Regions from separate parts of the Homo sapiens genome. Here region 2 is linked to region 1. Evidence: chromatin loops called from intact Hi-C (ENCODE). Cell type or tissue: dorsolateral prefrontal cortex. All regions are shown on one strand. Links, peaks and the distances in the headings refer to the core of each region. The heading gives the core; the rest is flanking DNA. Region 1 overlaps ARNT2 (aryl hydrocarbon receptor nuclear translocator 2). Region 2 overlaps IL16 (interleukin 16).

Region 1 (10,025 bases), core at 761-8,760:
AAGGTGCTCCAGTTTCTGCTCCTCTTTTCTTCCCCCTGAGCATGGACCTCAGCCAACTGGAGCTCTGCTGGGCCCCGCCTTGTTGCTCCCTGTTGCAGCAGCTGCTTGTGCCTGGTTTCTTGGTCCTACCGAAGCCGGGGGTGGAGGAAGGGAGGCTGAGCCTCTTGGCAGCTCTAGGGAATGGGACAGGTGGCCTGGGTGTAGGCACCTCAAGGACACATGATTTCCCTGCTGCCCAGCCGTGGAAGCATTCCTCCCTGCCCAGGGTCCGAGGATCCCAAGATCTCTGCTGGAATCACCACTCCTGTGTTCCATGCATGTTAGCAGACCTCACACCACTTCCTGGCTGTGCGTCCTTGAACAAGTCACTTCCTCTCTTCACCTCCCTCATAAGGTTGCTGTAAAGATTAAATGAAGTCAAGCTACAGGCCAGACACTTGGTTCAACTTCCAGCACAGTGAGCATGACCTTGAACAGGTCATGCCTCCTCTGCATTTAATCTCAAGGAAATACAAGGCCAAGGAACCAACACAAAGACATTTGGACAAAAGGATGTCCAAGCAAACGCAAGCATGTGGAAGCCATGGCCAGTGTGTCGGGAGGACTGTAGCATGCAAGGGTATGAGATGAGGCTGGCATCCGGAGAACTGTCCCCATGTCTCACCATCGTAGTCAGTGGCACCAGCATCCATCATTTTCCCCAGTTCAGCACTCAGTCGGGGGACCTGTTTCCAACCCTACCACCTCTTCTTCCTCATCTGCTGACATCCCTTCTCGGTAGCCTCCCTGGGATTCTGAAGCCTCCAGGCGGTCACCACAGCCTACTGGCACTCTCAGAACTTGCCTGGCTCTGCCCTCTGTTGCCGTCTCTGAGCCCCTTGGATTTGGGAGTTCCCATCTGGGCCCCACAAAGTAACCTTCTTTCCAGGCAACACCACCCTCTGAGTCCTCAGCCTCTGCCCTGCTCCTGGGCCAGAAGTCACAGAGCTGGACAGACAAGCCCATGAGAGAACCCTCAGAGGGCCAATGACCTGGATTTTTTTTTTTAATTTTAGATTCAGGGGTTACATATGCAGGTTTGTTACATGGATATATTGCATGATGCTGAGGCTTGGACTTCAGCTGAATCCATCACCCAAAGGGTGAACATAGCTCCCAATAGGTGATTTTTCACCCCTTCCCTCCCTCCCACCCTCCCTCTCTAGTAGTCCTCCCAGTGTCTATTGTTCCCATCTTTATGTCTGTGAGTACCCAATGTTTAGTTCCCACTTAAAGGTGAGAACACGCGGTATTTGGTTTTTTGATTCTGCATTCATTCACTTAGGGTAATGGATTCCAGCTGCATCCATGTTGCTGCAAAGGACGTGGTTTTGTTCTTTTTAATGGCTGCATATTTTGTGTCATTTATGTACCACATTTTCTTCTTCTTCTCCTTTTTTTTTTTTTAAATTGAGACAGAATCTCACTCCGTCACCTAGGCTGAGGTGCAGTGGCACTATGGGCTCATTGCAGCCTCGACTTCCTGAGCTCAGGTGATTCTCCCACCTCAGCCTCCCGAGTAGCTGGGACTACAGGCACACACCACCACGCCTGGCTGATTTTTTTGTATTTTTAGCAGAGATGGGGTTTTGCCATGTTGCCCAGGTTGGTGTCAAACTCCTGGACTCAGGCAATCTGCCTGCTTTGGCTTCCCAAAGTGCTGGGATTACAGGTGTGAGCCACCATGCCCAGCCCACGTTTTCTTTATTCAGCCCACCGTTGATGGGCACCTGGATTTGTTCCTTGTCTTTCCTATTAGGAATAGTGTTGCAATGAACCTGCAAGTCCAAGTGTCTTTTTGGTAGAACAATTTATTTTCCTTTGAGTATATACCCAGTAATGCAGTAATGGGATTGCTGGGTTGACTGGTAATTCTGTTTTTAGCTCCTTGAGAAATCTCCAAACTGCTTTCCACAGTGGCTGAACTAATTTACATTCCCATCATCAGTGTGTGAGCATTCTCTTTTCTCTGCAACCTTGCCAGCATCTGTTTTTGTTTTTGTTATTGTTTTTTTTTTTTTACTTTTTACTAATAGCCATTCTAACTGGTGTGAGATGGTATCTCATTGTGGTTTTGATTTGCATTTCTCTGGTGGTTAGCGATGATGAGCATTTTTTTCATTTGTTTGTTGGCTGTTTCTGTGTCTTCTTTTGAGAAGTATCTTGTTCATGTCCTTTGCCCACTTTTTAATGGGATTTGTTTTTTTCTCATTGATTTGTTTAAATTCCTTGTGGATTCTGGATATCATGTCTTTGTCAAATGCATAGTTGGCAAATATTCTCTCCTATTCTGTAGATTGTCTGTTTACTCTATTGATAGTTTTGTTGTGGTTGTGTTTGTTTGTTTTTTCTGTGCAGAAGCTCTTTAATTAGATGATGACCTGCATTCCAACCCCAGCTCCCAACTGGGCAAGTCACCTACTCTTTCTAAGCCTCGGTTGCTTCATCTGTAAAATGGGGAGAATGACAGAACGTACTGGCCCAGAAGCATAGAATTTTTCTGCAGATTCTGCATGGAGCTACTGCATATGAAGCACTCTACTGTGATAGCAGGCAGAGTCGGCCCCGGTAAAAGTGGTCTGCAGTAACTATCACTGAGATTGTCAACAGCACCAGCAGCAGCAACCCTGCCACCCTTTGCAGCGACTTGGCAGTTTCTTGGGCCAGCTCTTGCCTGCAGCCCTAGATTATGTTTGGTCTTCTAAATGCCCTGCCTGCCTTCTTCCTCTAACTCTGGGCAGATCACCTTGCCTTCCAACAAACAGAGACACCAGGACCCTCCTGGTGATTCTCTTCCTGTTCATGAGTGTATCTATCTCAATGCCCTCCTCTCCTCCATTTCTGGCATCTAGCAGAGGCAAAGCCTCCTCCTTCCAGGGCCAAACTCTGCACCTTCTTCATCTCCCTGCACGTCCCTGGACTCCCGTGACCCTCCCTTCTTGTCTCATCCTCCTTGTTGGCTCCTTCTTGGGCTTTCACATAGGCACCTGACTTCCTGATCTCGGAGAATCCCTGTCTGGCCAACCCACCAAAGCTCCCCTCCCACCTGGCCCTGCCAGACGTGTCTGTGGGAACCTCCTTCTTCACCATTCATCTGTTGTTAGCACCTTACAGCCTGGCTTTGGCCCTGAAGGTATTGAAATTGTTGTCCCAGCAGCCTCGGATAACTCATATGAAATAACCTGTTCTCACTGGTCATTCTACCCAAACTCTGTCCAACCAGCTCCTCTTTGTTAATGTCACCCTTGGCTGACTTGATATTCTGATTCTTTTTTTACCTTTGCCTTCTAGTCAAGACGTTCTTGGTTGTAAGTAGAGCAGGAACAAATGTACTAAGTCATAGTTCCAGGTGTGCAAAAAGATAATACTATTTTACTATTTTCTATTCTGATTTTATCTAGTGAAACTCAGTTAGCTTGGCCAAATTAAGGATGTTTTATTGTCTCACTTCTCCCAACATGGGAAAAGGGTGGTTCTTCTTTACTCAGGAAGCAGAGAGGTACCACCTCTGTGCCAGGCTCATGTGTGGCCCGGCCTTGAAGAAAATAGGGAAGCTTGAGAAACGGGAGTAAAGGTAAGCAGGGCTCAGGATTCCATGGTGCTTCCTTTGTTCAACAGATGGGTTATGGAGGGTGCTGAGCATGGGCCTTTCAGGAGCTCTTGAGACAGGGTAACAGGATGTGCTCACTGACCTGAAGGAGCCAGGTGCAGGGCGGTGAGAGCCCCAAAGGGAGAGGAGGAGGAAAACACCATCCTGGATCTGCTTAGCATCTGTTCAAGACATAGCTTTAAATGCCAGCCTGGATCTGCTTAGCATCTGTTCAAGCCATAGCTTTGTCCCAGGCTCATACCTCCTGTCATGGCCCCTTGCTCCAGCCACTCCAGGCTAAGACTTGAGCTCCCATAACGTTCTTGAGCTCCAAGAACGTAAGAAGGGGCAGACGGGAGGGACAGGTAGAATGCAATGGGGGCAGAGAATAAATACTTCCCCGCAGGGCCTCGGAGAAAGCATCCCCAGGAGGTAGCACTGCAGTGGGGTTTGCAAGAAAAGTAAAGATCCCCCTGTGAAAACCAGCCCCCTGGCTGAGGTTTTGCTTTATTTTTCTGAAAGTCAGGCAGCACTGAGAAAACAGAAAAGCCATCTTGTACAGGGGGTGGCCTACGTAGTTCCTCCAGACAACTGCTTTTGCAGCTTGTGAGGTTACACGGATCAGGATGCCCCCTCAGGGCACAGTTACACCAGAAGCCTCAATCTGTGTCTCTGAACTGAAAGGTCCTACACTGGTGAAGTTGGTTGGAAAAGTCTACTGTGGACGGTAGAGGGCAGTGACAATCAGGGATGTGAACTGGCCAGCTCTTTTTTGAATTTGTGAGGCGAAACTTTGCCAGCAGTAGGCAGACTTGTTATGGAAAGATCCTTAAATGCTCTGTGCTGAGGGGAGGGGATGGCGAGGGTGGAGTGTGGGCAATTTGCAAGCTCGGTTGCTTTCAGTCAAAAGCATCCAAAAGAAACTTCCTGGAGAAACTGAGTGTTTAATGTTGAACATTTGTGTAAAGCCACTACAAAGAAGACCTCTTTATCATCCTTGCTTTTTTTCCTGTTCCATCAAATATGGAATGAGGTCCAGAAAAACACAGACTGATTTAACGTGCTGGTCACACAGCACAACTTTGAAACGTGCCTTGGCACTGGGGGGCCAAGACTCATTTGGGGCTGTTTGTTAGCTTGAGTCATTTCAGCGTTTTTACATGGGCACGACCTAGCTGCTGTGCTTTCTTCATTTCTGACATCTTTTTAGGGGAGTGATCTGAAGTTATCTCTTTGTGTCTGTTCAGGCCAAGTCCTATTTCCTGTCACAGCATTGTTCCAACGTTGTCATAACCACACCTGTTGGTCGTGCTCGTGTATGTGTGTGTGTGTGCATGTGTTTTTAAAACCCCAGAATGCCCAGAATCATGACGGAGTCTCTCTCGAGCTGACTCACCATCACGTCTCCTTCGTCATGCTTAGCAGTGGCCACCTGGTTGGTCCTAGGCAGGCAGTGGAGCATAGGGGTGGGTACAAATGAAGTCAAAGGAAGGCTGCTTTCCTGGTCTCTGCAGAGCGTAGAGGCAGTAAGGGGCTGAAACAGCCAGTCACCAAGCCCCAGATCTGGGAGCTATCCTGGATCCCTCCCTCTCATTCACCTCAACAGGCAACCTGGCACAGAACCAGAGCCCCACAGGTTCTACCTGCGATTCTCTCTAGCGCATCTCCTCCTCTGCCTCTTTGGCCTTGCCTCAGTTGAGGCCTTTGCCGTCTCACAAGTGATCATCGGTCTTCCTGACCATCTCCCCTGCCTTCCATCAGGCCCCTGCTGAGCCAGTCCACGTGGCCCAGGAAGTGAGCTCTAACACACACACACGCGCACACACACGCGCGTGCACACACATGCTTGACTGGACCGTGCTGCTCCCTGCCCTGATCGAATCAATTCCAAACCCTGTAACAAGTATTTCGAGTCCTTCACAATAGGCATGCAGATGGTGCTCAGTCAGGGTGGATATTATTAGCCTCCATCCCCAGACGCCTCCCAGTGTGCTTCCAGTTACTCCCAGGGACATGATTCCAGCTACCTCAGAATGCCCGCTTCATGGCTTCTTGCTCACTTACTCAGGCTGAGTAAAAACCCCTGTCCAGGGAGCATCAGGGAAAATTGACAGCATCTGCCCGGACTCCTGCACCTCGCCGGCAGGAAGCCGCACTTGATGCATTCACTTTCTACTCCTCAGCCGTTGTAGCCCAGCTAATGGAGGGCAGCACTGGCTGTGGTAGGAACCCACTTCCCTCGCATGTGCTGTCAGTCAGTTTTCTCCTGAGCAGCCCTGCTTTCTCCTTCTCTGGAATTTGCAAGCACACCGAGGTTTATTTTTATACCATTGCCGTGAAATGTCTGAGAAAACTCCCCAGGGCTCTTCTCAGGATGGGGCAGCCTGCAGGTCAGCACTTTCTCTTCCACACATGCTCAGCTATGGAAGCAGAAACCCAAAGGTTGTGGGATGGAGATGCTGATGTTCCGACCACAGAGCCAGAGCAGTTAGGGTCCTGGGGATTTGCCAGCCATACCTGCGACCTAATTTTTCTGCTTCCCAGTGAAAGGAGCTTTTTCTGGTCTAGGAGCCCAAAGAGGAACAGAACTGAAAGCAAACCCCCGGCCTAATACCAAGAACCCTTATCACAGCCTTTATCCACATTAGAAACATGGGCCTTCCCCAAACACAGACCTGCACCAAGGTGTGTGAGTGGAGAGGGCCAGGTTTGTGCCCCACTTCGCCCCTTGGCCAGGCATCCGGGGCACAGCTACACAACTGCGCACAGTGGTCCCTGTCCTGTCTCTGAGATTCTGGGCCTGGGCCAGAGAATGGTTCATGGATTGCTGCCATCATGGGGAGTTCACTGCTTCAACCCCACAAAAGTCCCAAGGAACAGATTTTTCTCTTTCCTGTGGCTCAAGATGCCCAAGGTACTAGAATGGGAGACATGGAATAATTGTCCTTGTTATAGCCATGGGTATTTCTCTTGGGCTGGGGCAGCAGCCTAGGCCAGAGTAAAAAGACCGCAAGGCCAACAGCCAGACAGACTTGGGTTTGAGTCATATGTGTTCCATATTCTTGCCATGTCACCCGGATGTACCCTTTACACATCAATTACATTCTAGCCATGTCGCCCTGGATGCATCATTTACATTCTAACTGTTACTCTGGACCCATAGTTCACACCCTGGACACTTACATCTACACTTTCCTCATATGTCTCAGTTGCTTTATCTCTAAAATGAGGATACTGCAGAGATGTGAAAATATTGACAAAGTGCTGGCCATCAGTCCTACATTAAGTGGAAGGTGACGGTGCCCCCAAGGTGTGAATCAAAGCAAAACATAACAAAAGCCATAAAGTAAGAATAAGAGAGTAGAGAAAGTAATGCTTTTTTTTTCTATTGATTATACTGATTCATTTTTCAATTTCTGAAATATCAATTTGTTTGGAAAATTATTTCTAGTGCTCCCACTTTGCTGGTCTAACAAGTGTGGGCTGAGACTGCCTGGTGGGAGATCACATGCTTTTGGTTTTATCCTTTTCCTTTTATCTGGGCTCCCACACCGACATTAGGAGGCAGACTGTACCCTTGGATAGAACCTTGTTCTTCCTGAGGCGTCATCTTAACTCACCACACTGTAATTGCTTGCCCACGCCTGTCTTTCCCTGGAGACTGTCAGTTCCATGAGGGCAGGGATCTTGTGGGTTCTGAGCAATCAGTCTGTCCCCGGTGCCTGGCAAAAGAGTTCCGTACAGTTCACTGAATGAATGACTCTTCTGGGCTGAATTCGAAACAGAATGTTCTCAGGGTCCTCCAACTGGGGTTCCCTTCAAGGAGGCCTTCCCTTATGGTGGGGACACACACACACCAGGGCCATCAGCACAGACGGCATGGCCAGAGGAGGAAATGGCGTTCAGATCATACATATTTTATAATGCCGAGTAAAAGAGTTTAGAAACAGAATCCAACTTATTTTGTGTTTCTCCAGGGGCAGAAGTTGTTCCCCAGATGAAAGTTATAGGGAGGTACATTTCAGCTCCTTAGGGGTCAGGCTTTTTATAAGTATTTCTGTCTGCAAATGGATCAGGCTGCCCCAAAACGTAGTGAGCTCTCTAGCAGAGAAAGTCAAGCAGAGACTGACCAGTTGCCTGTCAAAAGAAATGATGTACTGGGGGTTGCTGTTATCAGAGGAGCTGTGGACCAGATCACTTGTGTGCATTTGCTTCTTAGGAGCTGAGGAGAGTTGGTAAATAGCAATGCATCTTTTGTGTAATCCAAACAGCCTACACTTGGAATGAGAAAATCTAGTCTTGCTCAGTCTTCACCACTTACCAGCCTGGTGATTGTGTTTCTACCACACACAGTTGGTGCACCCTCTGCCTTGCCTGTTTGCCTGGGAGGAAGATTGAAGTTAACCATTGTGGAAAGGGCCAAATGGGATCCCTTGATCTCTGTCCTGGTTAAGTTTGGCCAGTGGAGGGACTGGCTGGAAACAAAGGAACAAGAGTGGAAGAGTAAAAGGTATTAGGCAGCCTTGCTCACCACGGCTCTCACAGGTCTGATAGCTGCTCACTCCCCCTGTCCCTTTGGCCCTAGGGATGGTCATGGCTTCCTGTTGTTGCTAGCCTAGGGGCTCTTCACCATCCTAGTATAACAACTATGAAAGCTTTTCCTTTCCCAAATGGGGCAGACAGCAAAGCACCTTGAAATCAGAAGTATCAGGTCAGTCCTTGGCTCTGTTCTGTGATAGCCACTTGCCAGTTGGCCAACTTTGACAACCACTTAACCTCTTTGAACTTCAGTTTCTTAACTTTAATATGGGGGTGAAGTAACCACTCTGAAAGCTTAGTGTGAGGATTGGATGAGATAATGTAAACACCTGTCCATTTATGGCCACACCTGTTAAGTAGCCCCTTCCCTAAACCTTCTTTAATCATCCCTTTTGAGGGTGCCATCTATTTTCTGCAAACCTCTAGCATCTCTGGGCCTCAGTTTCCTCATGCGGAAAGGGAATTAAAAAAAAAAACAAACCTATTTCCAAGGTGACTGTGAGCCTAAGGTGAGTTAGGATGAATGCAGGCACCTAGCAGGGGGCCAGGGCAAATGCACAGGGGCGGGTGCAGGTGTTACCTCTGCCTTCCTTCCACGGTGGCCACACACCACCTTCTCCTGGATGGGGGCCTCCAGATTCTCACCAAGCCTGTGCTTTTGCTGATAGTTACAATTTTGTTACAGTTTTTGTTACAGTTTGTTTACAGTTTTGTTACAGTGTTCCAGCCATGCATTCCTGGTGGTTCCTCCCCAGGAAGCTGGTCTACCTTCCACACCTGCTCCTCCCCACCAGCCACTTCCTCATCCTAGATAACAAAGGCTTCCTCTCCCACCCTCCCCTCTCTTCCTACCCACAGAATATCTAGCCAGCCCTCCTTGCATCCCAGACCCAGATGAGGGGAGGTGGCCTGTGGGCAGTTCCTCCATGGGGTTCCCCACCACCCAGTCCAGGACACAGCCATGGGTGAAAAAAGTGGGACCACGAACGTGTCAGAGGAGACCCACTGTGATCCTTCTTGTTTCAAAATAGACAGTGGACGTAAACAAAGGAAATCCATAACCTTCCTAATTAATGCAGACACTTGAGAGATTGTTTTTCTTGGTGTTAAATTTTGCTCACCCACATAGTTTGTGGCCATAATTGCAGCGTGCATAATATATTGTGCTGCACTTGAACTTTTCCACACCTTTCATCATACCTTCCTGTGTTTCCAGACGATCTTCACAGTGGTTGCTGTCAGTGCTGTGGAATAGTCACTCAGGAAATTAATATTCAGGATTTACAAAGTCACTCCTGATTACAGCCAACTTTGCATGGGTAGCTCTTACTTCCTTCCACTGAATAATTTCCTTACTACAGCTCAGCAGCAGGATGACCACCTGGGAGCGTGTGAGCAAGTCCACAGTCCCTCATCTGGGTCACCATAGTTTTCCGAAAAGGTCGTGCCATGCACACTTCCCCAACACCGTGTGACCATGGTAGTTTCAATGCAAAGCCACCATGTGAAACATATTTTTACCAACTTAGCAGTTGAAAAATTATACTTCAAAGGTGTTTTAATTTACATTTATTTTGATTATTTTAATGGCAAAATGTTTCCCTGACTTGTTTATTGTATCTATTATATATACGTTATTATAGGTACATACAGTACATGTATATTTGTCCTTTTATTTATTTATTTATTTTGCTTGAATTGTCTGTTCATATGCTTTAAATTGATTGCTGGGCTGGGAGTAATGTCTGTTAGTAATTTGAATTGCATAGTACCACTAATAATTTTTTGCCTGTCCTTCTTAATGATATTTACAATTGAAGAGGATCCTGTCATTTGCCCCATTTTTAGGCTCTGAGCT
Region 2 (15,825 bases), core at 3,746-11,745, 690 kb after region 1:
TCTGTAAAGACCTTTATTTTACTCATTTTTGAAGATATTTTAGCTGGTATACAATTCTATGTTGATGATTACACTGAACTAATCATTACACTGCTATATGACTTATACAATTGCTGTTGAGAAATGAGCTTTAAGTTTGATTTTTGCCCTTTTGAAGTTAATCTGTCTTTTCTCTCTGGCTGCTGTTTTAAAATCTTCTATATGTTTTAGTGTTTTGCAGTTTTGCTAAGAACTATCTAGATATGCTTTTTTAATTTATCTTATTTGGGATTTGTTGGGTTTCATGAATTGATGCATTTCTTCAGGACTGAAAGATTTTTAATAATTACGTGAAGTATAATTCTACCTTATTATTCCTATTCCCTTCTTGTGGAACACTGATTAGATGTTAGGCTTTGTCACTCTATCTTACATGTTTCTTTACCTCTCTTTTATGTTTTCTTTATGTTGCCATCTGAGTATTTTGTTAGATATATATTCCAATTCTTTCATCCTCTCTTTAACACTGTCTAATACACTTTTCATCCATCTATTTAATTTTTAATATGAATAATTTTTTTAAATTTTGTGCTTCTTTTTCAAGTTGGCTGGGAAGCCTTATTTTCTCTCTTCTCAAATTTCTCAGTCACTTCTTTTTTGTTTTAAAAATATTAAATATGTATTGTATTCTGTGTCTGCTCACTCCATAATTGGAAGTCTTCGCAGGTCTGATTATGGTGTGTTGCTCCTTGTAGTTCTCTCTCTTAGAATCTTGTTTTTTGTTTTGAGACAAAGTCTTGCTGTGTCGCCCAGGTTGGAGTGCAGTGACGTGATCTCGGCTCACTGCAACCTCTGCCTCCTGAGTTCAAGTGATTCTCATGCCTCAGCCTCACGAGTAGCTGGGATTACAGGCATGAGCCACCACTCCTGGCTAATTTTATTTCTTTTTTATTTTAAATAGAGATGGGGCTTCACCGTGTTGGTCAGGTTGTCTCAAGCTCTTGGCCTCAAGTGATCTGCCCACCTCAGCCTCTCAAAGTGCTGCGATTACAGGTGGGAGCCACCACACTTGACCTAGGACCTTGTTTCAATGTGTGTTTTATCTTATGTTTTATTTTGCTTTGATTTTTTTTTCTGTGACAGCTCATATGTTTTGTCATCTTGTGGGGAGTTTTGTGACTGAAGTCAAAGCTGGTTCCTGCAGAGAAGATTCAAATTTGTTTCTGCCAGGTATTGGGGCACCACCAGCCTGGAATCATTTTAAACTAAATTCTTATCTAGAGGCTTTAAAAAGATGTCCATATGTATTAATTAGGGTTGCCAACTCTTGAAAAGGCCATCTGGTAATGATTATTCCTCTGGGGGGAAGATTTTCCTCCTTCCATTCAGGGTCATTTCCAGATTAATTGTTTTTATGCATTTCCTGAGGGAGGGGATTAATTTATTTCCAATTCAAACTTAAAATGAAGATATAATCCTTTGGGGCTCCCTTTTTATCCAAGAGAAGTATCCTGTTAAACTCTCTTTCCTAGGAAGGGACTGGTATTTCTCTTCTCTTCCCAATATCCCATAAGGCTATGAAAGACAAAGTTCAAGTTCAACCAGTTCATCAAATTATCTCAGAGCAACCTCCAGCTTCTGGGCTCTGCTTGTTTCTCAGAAAAACTATGGTACAGCTTTTATTTACTTTTTGGCCTCCAGGTATTCCTTACCCATTTGCTATTTTGTTGATACATTTACATCCCATGCAACCTTTCTACTTGTTTTTGTTTTTGTGTTTCTAGAGACAGGGTCTCTCTCTGTTGACTGGGCTGGGATGCAGTGGTGTGATCATACCTCACTGCAATCTCAACCTCTTGGGCTCAAGTGATCCTCCCACTTCAGCCTCCCAAGTAGCTGGTACTACAGGTTCGTACCACCACACTGGCAAAATTTTTAAAAACTTTGTAGAGATGGATCTCACTTTGTTGCCCAGACTGGTCTTGAACTCCTGGCCTCAAGCAATCCTCCAACCTTGGCTCTTTTCCTTTTATTTAGCAGAAGGATCCACTGTACTACCAGACATAGAAGTCTCCTGTCATGACACCTTTAGTTATTCTCCTATCATTGAATGTCCCCCTCCATGTTTTCTATTACAAACAATGTGATGATGAACATCTTTGTATAGACATCTTTGTGCACCTTGTCCAGTTAGTTTCTATAATAAATTTCTAGAATATAAAAAGAAAGCGACAGAACTGAGGAATATTTGGAAAATAGCTTGGCACTGCTTGTAGACTAACTAGATTCTTAGGGCTCTTGATAGTCATTGCATATATTACTTTGCTTACTCCTTTCAAAAATCCCACTGGAACTAGCATAATGGAAACTCTACTGAGAGTCATTTCTATTAAGTAAATAAAAATATAGACACTGTTTCTGGAAAAAAATAGCCAATTATTTTAATATTACCTACAGTTTTTTTTCAAGAGGAACTTCTCCCAAATTATTAACAGAAATAATTTCTTAGTAACATAATGCTGTAATGTGTTTGGAAAAACACGTAAGATGAGTCAAGATGAAGAGCAATGAAAAACTGGTCCTATCAGGTTTGAAAACAACTGTAAACAACTATGGATATTTTAATCCTTCCTAGGGTCTGATTGGTGGAGAAGTCCATGGTTTTCTCAGGAGACAGCTATTTGTCTGGGGACATCACTACAAAGGTTCTGTAAATCAATTCTAAATTGATTCCAGAAGGATGAAGGAGAGAATGGATGGGTAACTATACAAACAGCAGGAAATACCAGGATTCACTGGTAGGAAGTGGACTAACAAAGTGCAATGGAGATTTGGGGCTATCTGGGTAGTGTCAGAGGAGAAGGGATGTTGAATGACATACCAAGGGGTTTGGATTTGGACTTGAATTCGTGAAAGACAGAGCCATTAGTTTTAATCAGAAAGTTTCATGGGTAGCATTTGCATTTTTATAAAATTATGCTGGCAACAAGGTGCAGAGGAATTTAAGGGAGAAAAGATTAAAGGCAGGGAAATTAGGAATAGATGAGTGAATATTCTATTTTTTAATGGTTTTATTAAGATATTAACTCACATACCACACAATTAAACCATTTAAAGTGTAATGTTAAATGGTTTTTAGTATATTTACAGAGTTGTACAACCACACCACTGTCTAGTTTTAGAACATTTTTGTCCCCCGAAAAAGAAACCTCCTGCCCATTAGCTGTTACTCCTTATACCCCTCATTCCTGCCCGATCCCTAATTACCCACTAATCCACTTTCTATCTATAGATTTGCTTATTCTGGACATAATATAAATAGAATTATACAATATGTGGTCTCTCGTGACTGGCTTCTTTCGTTTCATTTAATGTTTTCAAGACTCATCCATGTTGTAGCATGTATCAGTTCATTCATTTTAATTGGCAATCTTCTATTATATGGATATATTCCATTTTATTCATCCATTTATCAGGTAATGGACACAGGTTGTTTCTATGTTCTGGATATCATGAATAATGCTGCTTTGAACTTTTTTGTACAAGTTTTTGTGTGGTTTTATGTTTTCATTTCCCTTGGGTATATACCTAGGAATGGAACTGCTGCATCATATGGTAACTCTATACTTAACTTTTTGAAAAACTGACACTGTTTTCCAAACCCCCTGCTCCATTTTACATTTCCATCATCAATGTAAGAGCATTCCAATTTCTCATATCCTCCTTACACTAGCAGGTATAAAGTGGTTGTGATTATAGCCATCCTAGTGCATGCGAGTGGTATCTCATTGTGGTTTTGATTTGCATTTCCTTGATGGCTAATGATGTTGAATATCTTTTTATGTGCTTCTAGTCTCTTGTATATCATTTGAAAAAATGTCTATTCACATTTTTTGCCTATTTATAAAAATTAGGTTATTTGTCTTTTTATTTTTGAGTGGTAAGCATCCTTTGTATACTCTAGATACACAAGTCCCTTATCAGATATATGATTTGCAAATATTTTCTCCATTTCTGTAGGTTGTTTTTTCACTTTCTTGATGGTGTCCTTTGAGGCACAAAAGTTTTAAATTTTGATGAAGCTCATTTATCTTTTGTCATTTGTGCTTTTTGTATCGTATTGAAGAAGCCTCTCCCTAACCCAACCCAAGATTTACTCCTATATTTTCTTTAAGACTTTTATAGTATTAGCTCTCACATATAGATCTATGATCTATTTTGAGGTCCTTTTTGTGTATGGTGTGATAGAGGAGTCCAGCTTCACTCTTTTGCATGTGAATATCTGGTTGTCCCAGCACTATTTGTAAAATATATTTTTAAAATAGTTTTTCTATACCCCCTAGGGCATTGTATTAATAATAGTCCAATCTAAAACAAATATCCTGAGCTATGCCATTGGCAGTGGGAATGGGTGTGCTGGGGAAGGTTGAGAAGGTAAGATTATAAGGACATGGGAACTGCAGTCATGCAGGGGTCGGAGAGTAAGAACTTGAGAAGTTTTAGATTTCTGGTTCCCAACCTTCCCCTCCATATCAGGAGATCTGTGGCCTCATCATCCCACATGACATGTGGCCATCCCAGAACCAATCTGCTGGGGCCTACTTGTTTATCCTCATGACTGGAGGATCAAAGCCTGTAGCCGTATGATCAATTCAACCACAGGAAATAAGCCTCAATCAGGAGGACAGTTGAATTCTATTTTGTGGTTCTCTTAGACTGGAGCAGCTATGGCATCTGAGTTCAAAGAGAAAATGGTAAGGTTTGGATGGAAGGGGAATGCAGTCAGCCAACTCCAGAAGCATCAGGCTTCTGTCAGTAATGCCAGTGATGTCAGCCAGGGCTGGCTACATAAAAAATAAACACTCCTAACAGAGCAATGGAATTGTCATGATCTTTGGGGAGAAGTTTAGGCTTTGGAATCACCTTGTTTGCAGGACACAATGCCCCAGAATTCTCCATCTTCATTCTGGGTCCATTCCTTGGTTGCATGAGAATCTTGTTTGTTTTTGTTTTTTTCCCCATTTCTTGGAGTTGACTGTTTAGCCCTAGCAGTCACATGACCAATCCTAACTTTGGAAAAAATATTTAAAGAGTTCTCTGGACAGTTGACCCCATTTCTCGCTCAGTTGCCATGGGGACTGGCAGATGGAGAGACTGCTACCCAGGTAATTACGGGGTGTATCACCCACAGAACCTCTGCCCAGGGCCACAGTCTCTGATGAGAATAGGGAAAATGTGTTTAGAAATGATTTTGACAGCCCCTGACCTCGATGACAAATCCTCAGCTCTGACAGCAGCCCCACCTTGAGAGCAGAAACAGAAGAGTTCTGTTCTGTGTGCTGGGAGGGAGTCACACTGTGCAGACGTTCGTGGGGCTCCTACAGAGAATCCTTTGATGAGAAACCTCTCCACCCAGGACATACTTGCCAGAGAGAGACCAGATGCTTTGTTCTTATGTAAGATGTTCTGACATGTGATCATTTGAGAGAGGTGCCCTTTAAACATAACCATCAGTTACTATTAAAAGTAAAGAGCTGAAAGTGATTTTAGAGATTGTTTAGTTCACCCCTTAGCTTTACTAAAGAGGAAACTGAGCCCAGATAATTGACAAGCTCAGAGTCATGAGAGAGTTAGTGCTGCTGGTCTCATGACCCTTTCCCTACGACTCATTTCTGATGAAGAAACTGTTTAGCTTGAACAATAACTTGAAATAGTCCCAGAGTATAGATGAGTACTAGACCCTTGTTGGTGTCGAGAAAACAGAAGGTCCAAAAATGTGTGCACTGCCTCTGTTTCAGGAACCTTTAGGAGTCATATGGCTTTATATGTGTTTCATAGGAAATTGCTACTTAGACCTCAACTTGGGTCGAGATAGAACATTTCTATTCTCTCCTATAGTAGCCATCTAATGAGCCACTTCACACCACGGCCATGTTGAAGTGAAGCACATCAATTTCACAAAACTGTCAAAGAACTTGATTATAGCCTAGTGAGATACACCTTACTGGAGCCTCCAGCTACTTCAGAGACTGGCTGCATGGCAGTGGGAAGGGAACAACCTTCTGTCATCTGTGTCTGAGATGGCTTTGGTTGGAGGATACAGACTTGTGAAGGAAGGAGAAGGACTCATCTGCATAGCCTTGCGCATGCACAAGAGGCTACACCTCCCTGCATGTGGAAACTGAGATTGCTGTTCCCAGGTGCCATGGAAAGAAGAGACTGAGCCACTGAAATGTGGAGAACTGAGGGGCCAAGTGGGGACCCAGTCGGTTCAGTGTCTTTTGGATAAGGCCTTCTACAGCCAACATTGAAACCCCCAGAGAAAGCTTTCCCTCTAACACGGCATTAAGTATTTACAGCTAATCTGGGTGGGCGGGGCAGGGAGAGGCTCCACTTCCTATGATTCTCCTGCCATCAATTGGCTTTACAGGCCAGGCAATTTCCAACTGTGCCTTGGACTCAGGACTTACAAAGAGGATTAAAAGAAAGATGTTTAAAAATAAGCAGGCTTTAAGTCTACCAATGTGACAATTGAAATAAATGTAAAAGTAATCATTTATTTTTGGTTTGATTCTAAAAGTAGTATATTCTCTCTATGGAAAATATAGAAAATACAGAAACATGTGAAAAAATAGTATTCATAATCCCATCACCCAAACCCACTCTTGCTAATTCATGAGAGCAAGACCTTGTGTTTCATGTCTGCTGTCACATCCTCAGTACTTGGAACAGTGCCTGGTACAGAGTAAGTGCTTAATAAACATTTGTTGAATGAATGAGTGTTACTGTTTTGGTATACTTATTTCCAGCCTTTTTGCCCTTTTTCTATGTATATTTTACATGATTGTAGTCAGTCATCATCATTAGATAATATCTTTTTTTAACTTACTATGATAACACAGGTATACCTATGTCACAACTCTTTACAAACTTTTTTTTTTTTTTTTTTTGAGACAGAGTCTCGCTCTGTCACCCAGGCTGAAGTACAGTGGCAGGATCTTGGTTCACTGCAACCTCTGCCTCCCAGGTTTATGTGATTCTCCTGCCTCAGCCTCCCAAGTAGCTGGGACCACAGGTGCATGCCAACATGCCGGCTAGTTTTTTTGTATTTTTAGTAGAGACAGGGTTTTGCCATGTTGGCCAGGGTGGTCTTGAACTCCTTGAACTCCTGAACTCCAGTGAACCCCCCAATTTGGCCTCCCAAAGTGCAGGGATTACAGGTGTGAGCCACCGCACCCAGACTCTACATTTTTAAAGGTGCTTAGTATTCGATGTATTGTGTACACATCATTTACTTATTTACGCTCATGCAGCTAGATATTTGAGATAAAATACAAATTTCAAAGATCCTTTGCACATAGGGCTTGCTCCTCATGGATAAGTAGACCAACTGGCTGTTTTACTAGGCTTCCTTATGCTCAATGGACCCGAAAAAATTAATAAAATCACATTTTATTTTTTACTTTCATAGTCTTACTGGATTACATAAAGAAGTTTTCACTTCTCAGTGCCAGAGGGAGGTCTTGAAATTAGAATCAGGACATTACCTTCTCAATCTACTGTAACTAAGAAATATCTTTTGCATATTGTGTTTTATGAAGCATTGAATTCAGAGAACGACTCATTATGCTAAGTTCTGGCAATACAGAGTCTCAAGAATTCAACTGAACTCAACTACCTTCTCTATAGTCACTGCTTTCTCCCCTTTAAAAGAATTCCCTGGTTAGCCTGGTTATAGAAGGTAATTTTGTCCAAGTTAATATAGCACCATCTGCTGCTGAAAAGGAGTCCTTCAGGATGAGTTCTCTAGTTTTAAACATTGACTTGTTTAAGAAATAAAAGGGAATTGACATGTGGTTTCTTGCAGGATCCCCTTGTGTCAGAACTGGAAACAATCTTTTTCAAAAAGACTGAGTGGACTTCTGGCTCCAGTTGGCGACAGAGTACACTTGATTAACTCCTCCACCTGTTAGAAATTTCTATCAAAATTCAAAAGGAATATACAAATAGGGAGAAATGCATGTCAGAAACAGGAAACCATGGAAAGGGGCCAACACATTCTGGAACTCATGAGAACTTTCTGCACGACAAAGTGCAGGTGAGATTGGATTGAGGGAAGGGCTCATTAGCCTGCCATTGACCACATAAGAGGGAAAAGCCAAGGGAATGAGGGATTCCAGCAGAGCCCCTCAATACCTACTAGCTCACAGTGGCAGGGGCTGGAGCTGAGGGTGGGTTATTTGGCACACAGCGAGAGGCAAGCATAGATCCTCCCTCTGCTCTGGAAAATGCACCAGGTGCTGGGTTCTGCAAACCCTTGGCACATGAAATTAACCAGGCATTGCTAAGCCTGGCTTCTAAGAAATGCAGTTAAGTCAGTTAGGATAGAGTTATAATAGAGTGTCAGTGTCTCCAACAAACTATACCCTGAAACACTAAGTCCCAGAAAGCATTTAAGCCATCTAGTTTCCAAGTTGAGTAACCAATATCCAAAGATTCTATACTCAGCCAATCATTCACATGTGACAGCCACAGAAAGACATCCCTAGACATGCAGATATTCAGAGAGCTTTCCTGAAAGAAAACACACACACAGACACACACACAGATGTACACACACACAGAGCATGTGCACACACATACAAGAATTATGGTAGAGTAATAAAACCAATATAACTCAAGAGTTAAGTGAAGATCATTGTGGCTAACAAAGTTACAAAATAGAATAACCAGAAAACAGCTTCAGGAAGAGAAATAAAGTAATTAATACCATCATCCTCATTATCAGTCTCTATCCCTATACCCATCCCTAAAATCTCAGGATGAGGAGAGGGAAGAAAGTAAAAGTTGTCTCAAAATCTCATCTTAGATGAGGGAGAGTCATGTTTTCTGTTTCATTACTGACCCTGGTATGGAAATGAGTCCAAGTATGTTGTTTAATATACTGCTTACATACTCAATACTATAAAATATTTTCTAAATTATTAGTATAAAAAGAGAGCAAAGAAAATTTGATTGTCTAGTCACGATGACTCACGCCTGTAATCCTTACACTTTGGGAGGCTGAGGTGGGAGGATCACTTGAGCCCAGGAGTTTGAGATCAGCCTGGGCAACATGATGAAACTCCGTCTCTACAAAAAATACATAAACTAGCTGGGCATGCTGGCATGCATCTGTAGTACCAGCTACTCAGGAGGCTGAGTGGGAGGATCTCTGGAGCCCAGGAGGTCAAGGCTGCAGTGAGCCGAGATCACACCACTGTACTCCAGCCAGACAACAGAGCACCACCCTGTCCTGACCTGCTCTCTCTCTGTCACTCGCGCACGCGCTCTCTCTCTCTCTCTCTGTCACTCGCTCTCTCTCTCTCTCTCTATATATATATATTTGTGCATATACGCACACACAACATGTGCACACACACACAAGGATTATGGTAGTGAGTAATAAAACCAATATAACTCAAGAATTAAGTCAAGATCATTGTGGATAACAAAGTTATAAAATAGAATAACAATCAGAAAACTTTCAGAAAGATAAAATAATTAATACCGTCATCCTCATTATCAGCCCATATCCCTACACCCATCCCTAAAATTCCAGGATGAGGAGAGATATATAATAAATTAACATATATATATTTGATTGATACAGCAAGGTAGAAAAAGGATAAGAGAACCATAAGCAAGTTTAACAATATTGATTTTTAAAAGCCCTAAATTAAATATTTGCATATAGTAATAAGCAATATAGTAAAATCATAATACCCTTAATAATGCATGGATAGTTCAATATTAAGAAATCCATTTATATAACATTCATTCCGCAAATAGTTGCAAGTGCCTGTTATGTGCCAGGTATGCCAGAACAATGTAACTTGCTCGATCTTTCTCTCTAAAACATACCTTCCAGGCTCCCTATCCACATTGCTCTCTAGTTCTTTTCTTCAGAGCACTTATCATTCTCTGTAATTATCTTTCACCTTTATTTTGCTTGTTTATTGTCAGTCATCTTTCACTAAAATGCATTTTCTCCAAGATCAACATCCTTGTCTGTCTTGGTCACAGCTATGTGCACAATGTCTAACAAAGAACTTGACATCTAATAGCTGAAGGATTCATTCAATTTGTGTCGCATTAGTTTACTATTAATGTAATCTATTCATTCAATATTTGTAATTAAACAAATGAATGTATGTCTATGAGTGAAAGGATGATGGTGATTCTAAATCCCTGCTCTTATAGTACTTATCATTTCAGTAGGGGAGACAGATAATCTGAGTACTTCTATGGTCAGTGTCAAAATCCAATTTTGCTAAGCACAAGTTTTCTATTCTAACTTGCTGAATAAAAAGACGGCAATTGTTTTGCAGGAATCTTCCACAGCTTCCTCTCGAGAAAAGCCTGGAAAACTAGAAGCACAAAGTAGTAACTTCCTGTTTCCTAAAGCCTGCCACCAAAGGGCACGCAGCAACTCAACCAGTAAGTGTCTTCCCAACATGTCTTCAGGAACAGAGCTCAGCTGTTCCTGGATAGCAGGACTATTGGGAGGATAGCGGCTCTCTTCTGGTCCAGTTGGAGTAAACTAGCATTGGAGTCTGCTCAGCTTCATAGTGTGTGCATGCTCTGGCTAGCCAGAGTTCTGTGTTGTCTAGCCAGCTCTCCTCATGGCTCCAAGTGCCATGCTGGAAAGACCTGGGTGTGGGGAAGAAGAGACCGGGCTTTACTCCTGCTGTGTCTCCTAACATGCTCCTTGGTCTTGGGAAGGCTTCTGTCTCTTAGCTGCAATATGATGGAAGTTGAGGTTGGAAGAGCTCATGATTTTTATTAGCTGAAAATAGAAGATGGCTAGTACAAAGTCAAGAAAATGTGAAGAATGCAATAATACAGAAAAACCTGAAGAAATTAAAATCACACCAAATCATAATATTAGAGATCATCTATGTTAACATATTCAGTTATTTCCCTTCTATGCCTACATATGCTATAAAAAACTTCACACACGCATTTATTTATATATAACTATTTCAGGTCATCAGAAACTCTTGAAAACACCATTTTTTAGTGGATCCATGGTATTTTATTATATGAATTTATGAAATCTAGTTAACCAACTCCCTATTATTAGATATTTATAAAATCTACTTAACCAAATCCCTGTTATTAGGTATTTAAGTCATTCTCAGGTTTTCACTAGTCTAATCAAGTTGCTGAATAGGTACATGAGATTTTGTCTGAGTTTGTGATGATCTTTCAAAGAAAATACAGAAGGCAGTGGCCTGGTTAAGAGCTCACATTTGGGAGCTAAGGCACTTGGATCTGGGTCCCGCTTCCAGAACTAGTGACCTATGTGATCTTGGGCAAGTCCCCTCTGAGTCTCACATGATTCTGCTGTATGATGCACCATCCTTAGTGATTTCCTATTATTGGAAATAAAAATATTTTTAAAAAGTTACTTGCTTTTTTATCATCAATTTTTACTTATTCTAGCATAATTTTCTAGAAATGGAATTTGGGGTTAAACGGTAGATGTAGTTTAAGGCTTTTTATCTGTATTGCCAAATTTCAGTAGCTAATATTCTTTCAATAATATATATGAATACCTATTTCTTCAATCATAGCTCACATGGGATTATGATTTTTGATAAATATTTGCTTTACAGCAATTTACAGATTTACAGGTTTTTCTCCTTTCCCTTTCTCCCTCACCCATTCTTTGCTTTTTTACTGTTTTGTTTTGCAGCCAAGACCAGCTATACAATTGGTAGGACTCACTGTAAAATGAAAAGGCACGATTGCTGTTCAAAAAATATATGAATAATTTCAAAAAGGTAGAAGAAAATCTTTGAACCAGGTTGGGATTCTTCAATCACAGGGCCCCAGGTGACTGTGCAGGCCACGTGCCCCTGAAGCCAGGCCCTCTTGCCCCCTGGGAGCTGAACCCCGCAGAGCTCCCTGGCTCCCTGGCATCCCCAGGGCTCCCTGGCTCTCTGGCTTCTGATTGAGTTCAGTCAATGACAGGCATCAATGGAGGACTGGCAGGGGGAAGAGAGCCACCAGGGTGTTTCTTCCTCTGCTCCCCCACCTTGGTGCTGCAGTGCTGGTGGTGGCTGTGCCCCTCTATGACAGTAAATTGTGTTAGGGTGGCCTGTCGGTTCCAGTGCCCACTGGGCTCTGGTAACACCATTTCCCCACCTTACTCCTTCAAGCCTGGGGTGGTAACAGTGTCTGGTACCTCAATAGGCCTCGTTATTTTTCTAACCCGGCCCACCCCTCTGTGTATGGCTCCTTTACCCAATTCTCAGAATCCCAACTGAGTGTGCCTTTTGTTTCTTCCCAAACCCTGATTGATACACTGATAAAAATAGATGGAAAAAAAAAGTACCTAGGCTGGCTGCCACAGCTTCTGCCTGTCATTCTAGCCCTTTGGGAGGCTGAGGCAGGAGGATCGCTTGAACCCAGGAGTTTGAGATCAGCCTGGACAATATAGTGAAACCATGTCTCTACAAAAAATTTTTTTAAAAAAAGAAAACCCACTAGGCATGATGGCTCGTACCTGAGGTCCCAGCTGGTAGGAGGATCCCTTGAGCCTGGGAGGTTGAGGCTGCAGTAAGCCATGATTGTGCCACTGCACTCTGGTCTGGGCAACAGAGTGAGAGCCTGTCCTGCCCCCCCGAAAAGAGGTGAAGTTAAACATTCATACAGGTGAAGTTAAACATTCCTTCATTTATTTATTTTGTTTTTGGTGAGTTTGCCTATTCTTTACTGAAATAATCATCTTTTTATCATTAATTTATAAAAAGCCTCTTGGTTAAATTAATATTTGACGTCATACTTGTTGAAAATACTTTCTCCAGTTCGTTGCTTTTATTTTAATTTTTTAACATTAAGGTGTTTTAATCTTTATGTAATCAAGTTTACTGATCTTTTCTTTTTTAATGTGAAAGTTACTTCCACATTCAGATAACTATTAAGTCTGTGACTATATATACTTCTAATTTGTAAATGATTTATCTTTTTTCCCTCAAATTTACTGTATTATCTGTAGTTTATTTTTGGTGTTTGATATGATGTAAGAATCTAGGTAGATTTTTTTTTTCTAAATGAATAGAGAATTATTCTAGCATCACTTATTTACAATCAGTTCCTTTTATTTTGCGTTTTTTGTTTGTTTTGTTAATCTCATGCAAACGATATGCAGTTAGGTCCCTGAAAGCAAATTTGGCAATTTTTTTAAGAAGAGAAGCTTAAGGCCGGGCGCAGTGGCTCACGCCTGTAATCCCAGCACTTTGGGAGGCCGAGGTGGGTGGATCACCTGAGGTCAGGAGTTCGAGACCAGCCTGACCAACATAGAGAAACCCTGTCTCTACTAAAAATACAAAATTAGCCGGGAGTGGTGGCACACGCCTGTAATCCCAGCTACTCAGGAGGCTGAGGCAGGAGAATCACTTAAACCTGGGAGGCAGAGGTTGTGGTGAGCCGAGATTGTGCCACTGCACTCTAGCCTGGGCAACAAGAGTGAAACTCCATTTTAAAAAAAGAAAAGAAGCTCAGATAGTTGAAATCAGTGTTATAGATCATATTTATTTTTACTTAGCTCTTTTTATGCTTTTTATTTTGATGATTCCTTGCCATTTGTTTGTTCTTGGCCTCTTGCTATAATGATTGTGAAAGGTTTATTTAATTATTGTCTCTACTTCTGATTTCCTTAAGTTTTAATTAATTACCCAATTAAGTTTAATCAATTAATTAATATCTGACATAACATTTTCCAAATTGTCCCCCTCATGAAAGATGAAGAAGTTAGCTTGGTGTTATTCATCCCTTTTCCATGGATTTTTCCATTTTGTAATTCAACATAACTTTATAAACTCATGACAATATGTAGCTCTAATATAGCTTTTTTGTATATAATCATGACAATATATAGCTCCCCTTTCAAAAACTATTTTTTTTTGTTTTTTTTTTTTTTGCATTGGGTTGTAATAACCAGCTTTCAGTTAACTCACTTAATACTCTACACTTAACTGGTTTAAACTTCCCCCAATGGAGATGATAATTTTGGTACATTTCCTAGTTGGCTGGAGTGCGTCAACAAGCAATGTTCTGAAACAGTGGGCCGAAGTGGGCACAGAAATCGACCCCAGACCAGGGAGAGTTTTGGAGAACCCACTCTGTCCTGACTCTGGTCTGCGTCCCCACAGATCTGAATGTCTAGTGGGAACTGGAACCCCCACACAAGTGGAGCTGGGTGTGGCCTGAGCAGTTGCACTGGGCTCTCCTGTGGCTCTGAGGTCAGGTTGATCTGCTCTGTGAACCATTCCAAGTTGGCAGCCTGTTTGTTCATCCTCATTCCCTCTGAACCCAAAGCATGCACCACTGGCCACCTTCAAGTCACAGGTCACCCTTGCACTGCTGTGGATGGAGAGAATGCAGGGAGACTGGGATTCTGGAGGCTGAGGTCATGCCTCAGACTGTTTCTTCACTGATCCGGAACCCTCTGGGCTTCCATTTCCTCACTGATAGAGGAAGGAGTAACTCCAGCAGGGTTCCCAAAGGACAAATGACGAGCCACCTGCATCATCTGCACAGGCTGACAAACATACAGGTTTCCCCAGACCCGAAACGTGCAGATATGGATCAATAGGTTGGGTGGAGCACTGAAATCTACCTTTCTATTAAACACTCCGGATAAATATAATGCACAGGCAGAGTTAGCACTAGAGGATGTCTAGCCTCTCCTCTCACCCCCCTTTCTTGATTCTGTGTCCTCTCTTTGCAGCGTGTGGTTTTCTGAATCTTCTGGCTTCCTCTCCCTCCTGGTCCATCTGGGAGCAGTTGGTCCCTGTAACTCAGAGAGGGCCACCTACTTGCGCTGAAGCAGCTGCTGGGAGCAGCTGTTCTTGCAGGGGCAGGTTTCCCCAGCCACTCTCTGGGCCCCGATGGACCAAAACCTCTCCCTTCTTCACCTTGTCTTTGTTCCTTTCCTCATCCCCTTTTAGGGATCTCACACCCTCAGAGATACCACTCCTCTTTTCTTCTCAAGCTACCCTGGCCAGTGGCTTCCTCTCTTCAGCCTATAAATAAGCTTAAGTCTTTCCCATCCTGAAAATAAAAGCAAACCCAACCCTGCTCCATCCTGTGTTTCCTTTGAACTACCACCAATCTTACCTTTTCCTCTAGGGGAATTTTTCACAAAAGCCTGTCCATTCACTCGAGCCTCACTTGGCCCTCAGGATACTAGGCAAACCCTGCCCCTCTCCTGGCCTCTAGAACGGAACTGCCCAACACATTAGCCACATGTAGTCTTGAGCACTTGAAATGTGACTTATTCAAACAGAATGTGCAGAAAGTATCAAAGACCCACTGGATTCAAAGACTAAGTGCAAGAAGAAAAGGATGTAAAATATCTCACTAATAATTTTACATATTATTTATATGTTGAAAGAACAATAGATATAACAGACCAAATAAAATATATTATTAAAATTAATCTCTCCTGTTTCTTTTCACTTTTTAAATGTGGCTACTAGAAAATTTTTTAATTACATAGGTGGCTGGCATTATATTTCATTTGGGAAGCACTGTTGTAGACAATGACAGGTTAAATCAGATCATCTGTGAAGGTTTTCCCAGCTGGATGTGGTAGGGTAGGGAGGTAGGGTAGAGTTCCCGGTTGGATGAAAGGAAGTCTGTGGTTTCCACAAAGTAGAGGAAGCCTGTCGCTTTGCATTTTTGCAGATATCCAAAGAATCAAGAGTTGTCTCCGTGTGTGTGTATCCCTGTGTGTGAGTGCCTGTGTAAGAGCCAGTCAGATAGGATCTCCCCTGCCCCTGTTCCTACTGGGTC

Evidence for each region. Hi-C counts contacts between places; a loop is a spot of excess contacts. Peaks named below come from ENCODE experiments on the same cell type or tissue, not always from the same donor. Only the 100,000 strongest peaks of a DNase experiment are listed, where the experiment ranks them.
Region 2: it touches region 1 in a loop (7-fold over the local background); 6 of 110 quality-filtered maps call a loop at or near these places.

What each region holds. Positions count from the first base shown.
Region 1 is chr15:80,563,492-80,573,516 of GRCh38, forward strand. All of the region lies in intron 12 of ARNT2 (aryl hydrocarbon receptor nuclear translocator 2), which reads left to right. Among named protein-coding and RNA genes, the nearest start is that of ARNT2-AS3, 5.6 kb to the left of the region's middle. In dorsolateral prefrontal cortex, for the core only: CTCF peaks have their summits at 4,364 (motif pointing right) and 4,563; a DNase peak (open chromatin) is centred at 4,420; H3K27ac peaks cover 3,407 bases.
Region 2 is chr15:81,249,423-81,265,247 of GRCh38, forward strand. It overlaps IL16 (interleukin 16), which reads left to right. Exons shown (of 19, transcript NM_172217.5): 3 at 10,350-10,458. Among named protein-coding and RNA genes, the nearest start is that of IL16, 60 kb to the left of the region's middle. In dorsolateral prefrontal cortex, for the core only: a CTCF peak has its summit at 7,758 (motif pointing left); no DNase peak of the experiment used is centred there.